Linked DNA regions of Homo sapiens: region 2 is linked to region 1. Evidence: read pairs that join two places in POLR2A ChIA-PET (ENCODE). Cell type or tissue: GM12878. All regions are shown on one strand. Links, peaks and the distances in the headings refer to the core of each region. The heading gives the core; the rest is flanking DNA.

Region 1 (2,929 bases), core at 176-2,675:
AACATGGTGAAACTCTATCTCCACTGAAATACGAAAATTAGCTGCGTGTGGTGGTGCATGCCTGTAATTCCAGCTACTTGGGAGGCTGAGGCATGAGAATTGCTTGTACCTGGGAGGCAAAGCTGGCAGTGAGACGAAATCACACCACCACACTCCAGCCTGGGTGAGAGAGTGGGATGCTGTCTCAAAAGAAAAGAAAAGAAAATACTACCAATGCAGTTTCTCATATCACACAATGGAACAAACATTAAAAATACGTTGTCCATTTTTAATAGCTGTATTAGGGTTGTAACTGATATACAGAAGAAAAAACCCTGTGCACATGTTTAATTAATACATTTTGAGTTTGGACAGGTGCAAACATCTATGATACCATCATCTTAATCAAGATATTAAACATATCCATCATCTTTAAAAGTTAAAAGAAAACACCAAAATATGCAAACATTCTGTAATCCAATTGAAGGTGAACAGTAGCAAGTTTGGTAACTGGGGAGAAAAATAAGGAATGCTTTAAGCAAGTTTTCCCCATCATTCTGAAAGGGAATGACCACCATTTTCAGCTTGTCACTGAGAAATAATGAAGATTTTGGACAGCTTTCTATTTCTTCTTGGACCTTATTTTCATAATGTAAATAGATTTGTTATTTGATTCGAAATATTGTAGTTTTCCTCAGTGTAAAACAAACCCGTAATTTAATAGAAGTCTCAAAATTCATTTAAAGCCTAATAGACACTATTTATGAAAGTGTGTTGTTAGATTTTTATTTCCTTCAAATGTCAAAGAACTGAAGTTGCCGGGCACAGTGGCTCACGCCTGTAATCCCAGCACTTTGGGAAGCCAAGGGGTGGGGGTGGGGGGTGGATCACCTGAGGTCAGGAGTTCGAGACCAGCCTGACCAACATGGAGAAACCCCATATCTACTAAAAATACAAAATTAGTCCGGCATGGTGGCACATGCCTGTAATCCCAGCTACTCGGAAGGCTGAGGCAGAAGAATCACTTGAACCCGGGAGGCAGAGGTTGCAGTGAGCCGAGATTGCGCCACTGCACTCCAGCCTGGGCAACAAGAGCAAAACTCCATCTCAAAAAAAAAAAAAAAAAAAAAAAAGAAGAACTGAAATGTGGTCAGTGTACCTCAATTTGTAAAAGTAATAAAGATAGCATTTTTGAGATTCTTTTTCCCCAGTAGATCATTTTTTTCCTACACCTTTTTCTCTCCAAGAAGCATGGCAGTTCTAAGCTTGTTACTTCAGAAAAGGGACAAGCCTTGATGGAAATCTGAAACAACGTTTTCTGGCTTGGGTTTCCAAAATCCTTGGCCACGCTGAGGGATGAGGAGATGACAGATGGAGACCATCTTCAGCACAGGCAGAAATATGGTAGAGAAATTCCAGGGCTGAGAATAAGGGAGGAGTCGGGGAAGGCCGTTGTGTAGCCTGGGGTTTCCCTCACAGTTAGAAGATTCGTCTTGGCTGGATAAGAGGGAGAAATCTAGGAGACAAATTAAGTATTTATAAAACAGTTCTGTAAAGTGTGGCCTGTAGGCTTTTTCCTGGTAAGAGCCCCCAGGAGACAGCAAAACCTCAGATAGATTTGTCGGGTCAAGGGATGGGTCCCTGATCTCTGCTTTTCATGTGGATGGAACTGTCTAGGAATGTGGCACAGACTACACAATGACCATGCTCCATGCAGAAACCCAGGGAGAGTCATAAGCAGCTAGGCAGGCAGAACTTTGGTCATCCCTGGCCCTAGTGAGCTCACTATCGCACAGAAGCAGTTGGATGATTCTCATGCTCCAAAATACGATTCCTAAAGCAAGCCATTGACGTAACATCTCAGAGGTTATTTGCATGGATTGACTCCTGGGACAAAAGGACCAAAAACACTCTTCTGTGGATATCTGTGCAGATAGATGACCCAAAGATCAGATGCTACCCAGATGTGTTTTGATAATACATAAGCCCCTAGGATTTAGATACAATCTTGAAAGAAACTGAGACAGATAATTCTGAATTAAATGAGGTAAAGTTTCAGGCACTCAGCTGATTGGAGGCTCAAAATAGAATTAAGTTGCATTATAGAAAAATAAAGTTAAATTTCAAACACTTGAATTTCTAAACTGAGATAGGCATCCACTAAGTAAATATGTAGGAAAACACAAGAAACAATTTCAGCAGACCCCCTAAAAGGCCATTCAATGCCATTCAGTATTATGAGAGGTTTTTAAGATTTTTCAGCAAGTATTCCCTTTTTCTTGCCCACCTCTTTTGGAGCTAGTATATTTCTCCTGCCTCATTGATGTGGGACATGAATAATGGAATGTTGGAGGACATGACGCAAATAGAGGCAGAGGCATTTAAAAATATTGTTGCCCATTTTGGCTTGATCTATTATGCTTTTGGTCTTCATAATGAAAAGAACATGCCCCAGATACCACTTGTTCATGACTGAGGAGATGCACAAAGCAGACCAGAATTCAACACATAACACAAAGCAGAATCATTCCTCCTGACCCCCAGTCCATGAATAAGAAATAAATGTTTGTCATTATAAGCTGAGACTTTGGGTTGTTGTTATAGATCTTATTACAGTAATAACTGGCTAATACCTATGAAAAACTGTAGCACTAGGAGATCAGCAGCTGCTCTAATGATGCAACCAAATCTTGAGTGCTTATGTGCTCCGAAGTATGTGTTCCCTGATTCCTTCTTTAACATTCTGCCATTATGTTTGGAGTGCGTATCGATGGTATTCTCTACCCAGAATTTCTCTCCCTTCTTTGGTGGAAGTGTACTCTCTTTCTCTTGGAAATCTGTTCTTTGTCTCCCTTGCAAACCGTGTAGTTCTACTGAAGACTGACAATCATAGTACACAGTGAGCACACTGATTAGTCCAGTGTTGGTTAGGTGATCTAAGCAGGACCAA
Region 2 (2,929 bases), core at 320-2,819, 280 kb before region 1:
AATCACTCACACTGTGTGATCTTGATCAAACCACATGACATCTCTAGGCCTCTTGTGTAAAATTGAAATGAGTGCCTCTCCAGCAGGGTCACTATAAGAATCAAATGAGAAACTGAAATGCAGTAGCTAACACTGCGTTAGTACGTAGTAGGTGCTCAGTAAAGATCTTGTTCCTGTCTTTTATATCAACATTACTTTCACATGCCTTAATGAGAGGTTCTTGATACTCTCTCCATGAGTTTTTTTTTGTATGCCCTGTATCCCTCCCCTGAGAGCAACTGCTTTCATTCTCCAAATCACTGTCTCATGCTAAAATCTTAAATTTATCCATGCTTTCAAAAATATACCTCTTATCAGCTGAAGAAAAATTTATACAAAACTTTTTTGTATATAACATGAAAGATGGCTTTGGGTCCACAAGTAGAAATAAACAGATTTCAAATGCATCTAGGAATAGGCATGTCAACACTTTGGCATGAATGAGTTCTAGTTACGGGCAATTTCTCTTTCCATTTGATTTGGTTATGGCTGGTGAGTAAGCTGGAAGAGACTGGTCATCTGAAAAAGCTAAAGAAGAAAATGGGGCTATGACTTGCAGTTGTGTTCATCCAATAGGAGGCTGGTCATATTTTGGAATAATTTGGCAAACATGTACAGATAGGAAATGTACTCAAAAATATTTCATGTCCTTGGGGCTGTGTGCTCTTTGGGGCCTTGCAGGCACTATGAAGATGAAGAGTTTGCCTCTTTCCTCTAGAAGAGATTTGTAAAAGCAGTGTTCACTGATAGACACAACAGCTCATAACAACAGCAGCAACAGGGTCAACTTCCACTTATTAAGGGCATAACATTTATTTGCATACCAAGGTTAACAAATCACTTTTACTTCTTTTCCATTTGGTCGTCCTGCAGCCCAAGTGAGTACTATTTTTAATTCCATTTTACAGATAAACAAGCTGAGACCAAGAGAGGTTAGACATAATGCCCCACAAGCCCTCAAATAGCAGGCAAAAGAATGAGGTCTGGATTCTCAATTCCACATTCTTTTCTCTTACCACACTCCCCTATTAATAAATAGCTTGTTTGTCTGAAGGATAAATGGAAGCTAATTTATAAATTCTCCAGCTAGCTTTTCTTGCCCCATATTGGTGTTTAGAGCCACAAAACCACACATCCACATTACATAGAGTGGTGTAGAAATAATTTTTAAATAATCACATTATTAGTCTTTGAGAAGAAAAACCTGCCATGAATAAAGAGATGATTTCACAGGGTCCAGGGTAATTGCAAGCAGCTGTGGACTTAACCATGGTAGATAATCCAGAGATAAAAGGTGCATTCTTTTGAGCAGTTGAGGCAGCCAACTTCTTTCATCAGTGCCTGTAACTTCTGCAGAAGGAAACATTCAGATCTCACCACAAAAGAGCAGACCTTCACTGGGTCATCTGTGACACAAACTGACAGTCAGGTTTTTATCAACTTCTCACCACAACATGGAGACTTTTAACCACAGATGTCCGATTCACATATAAAGCTCTCAACCCCACCAGACAAGAACCACTTTCAAATGTAATAAATAAAAGAATCACTTTCAAAATAAGAAAGTGAGGCATGGAGTACAACAAATACAAATTGAGCCAGGCACTATGCCAGGAGGGGGTCCCTGCCCTGAAGGGGAAGATAGGGCCATGGTTCTTAAGCCTGGATGTTTAATAGTGTCCCCTCAGGGCTTATTAATATCCCAACACCTAGGTCTCAATTTATTGATAATTGATTTTTCTCAAATAATTCAGAAACTCTGGGAGTAGGACCAGACATTAATATTTTTTACGTGTTTCCATTGCGCAGCCCTGCAGTTGAGAAACACAATTATAGTGGAATCCAAAGTGTTACGAATGTATTTGGTAGGATCACTTGAGACCCTGGTTGAAAATGCAGATGCATGGGCCCTGAACTATAGCTCCTGAATCAGAATTTCTAGAAAAATGAGTTGGGAATACACTATATTTTGAAGAAGAGCCCAAAGATTGTTATGACTAGAGAAGTTAGGCAAAACCTGACATTGTCTTCAAAAAATAATAATCAACAAAGTGAGAAGACAAACTATGGAATGAGTGAAAATATTTGGAAATCATCTATCTGACAAGGGGTTAATATCCAAAATATATAAAGAACTCCTACAATTCAACAACAACAACAACACAGGACAAAGGACTCGAATAGACATGTCTCCAAAGATGATATACGAATGGGCAACAAACATATGAAAAGATGCTCAACATTCTTAATCATTAGAGAAATCAAAACCACAAAGGTAGGAGATATCACTTCACACCTATTAGCATGGCTGCTGTCCAAAATCAAAAAAAGAAAGAAAAAGTAAAAAATAACAGGAAATGACAAGTGTTGGTGAGGAGGTGGAGAAATTAGAAACTTGTACACTGTTGGTAGGAACGTAAAATGGTGTGGCCACCATGGAAAACAGTATGGCGATTCCTCAAAATATTCAACATAGAATTACCATAAAACTCAGCAGTTGCACTTCTGGGTATATATCCACAAGAATTCAAAGCAGGAACTTGGAGAGATATTTGCACCTATGTTCATCACAGCATAATTCACAGTAGCCAAGAGGTGGAAGCAACCCAATTGCCACTGATAAATGAGTAGATAAGAAAATGTGGAATATACATGCAATGGAATATTATTCAACCTTTAAAAAGAAGAAAACCCTGTCACATGCCACAGCATGCATGAAGCTTAAGGACATTATGCTAGACAAAATAAGCCTGTCACGAAAAGACAAATACCATATGATTCCACTCATATGAGGTATCTAAGTTAGCAAAACTCATAGAAACAGAAAGTAGAAAGGTGGTTGCAAGAGGCTAGGAAACGGGAGATGACAGAATGGTTGTTCAATGGGTAT

Evidence for each region. ChIA-PET counts read pairs that join two places held together with the same protein. Peaks named below come from ENCODE experiments on the same cell type or tissue, not always from the same donor. Only the 100,000 strongest peaks of a DNase experiment are listed, where the experiment ranks them.
Region 2: POLR2A ChIA-PET joins it to region 1 with 5 read pairs; 2 of 35 experiments call an interaction of 5 or more read pairs at or near these places.

The regions. Positions count from the first base shown.
Region 1 is chr3:31,497,615-31,500,543 of GRCh38, forward strand. No RefSeq gene overlaps it. Among named protein-coding and RNA genes, the nearest start is that of STT3B, 34 kb to the right of the region's middle. In GM12878, for the core only: no CTCF peak of the experiment used is centred there; no DNase peak of the experiment used is centred there.
Region 2 is chr3:31,218,255-31,221,183 of GRCh38, forward strand. No RefSeq gene overlaps it. Among named protein-coding and RNA genes, the nearest start is that of MIR466, 58 kb to the left of the region's middle. In GM12878, for the core only: no CTCF peak of the experiment used is centred there; a DNase peak (open chromatin) is centred at 1,447; H3K27ac peaks cover 1,691 bases.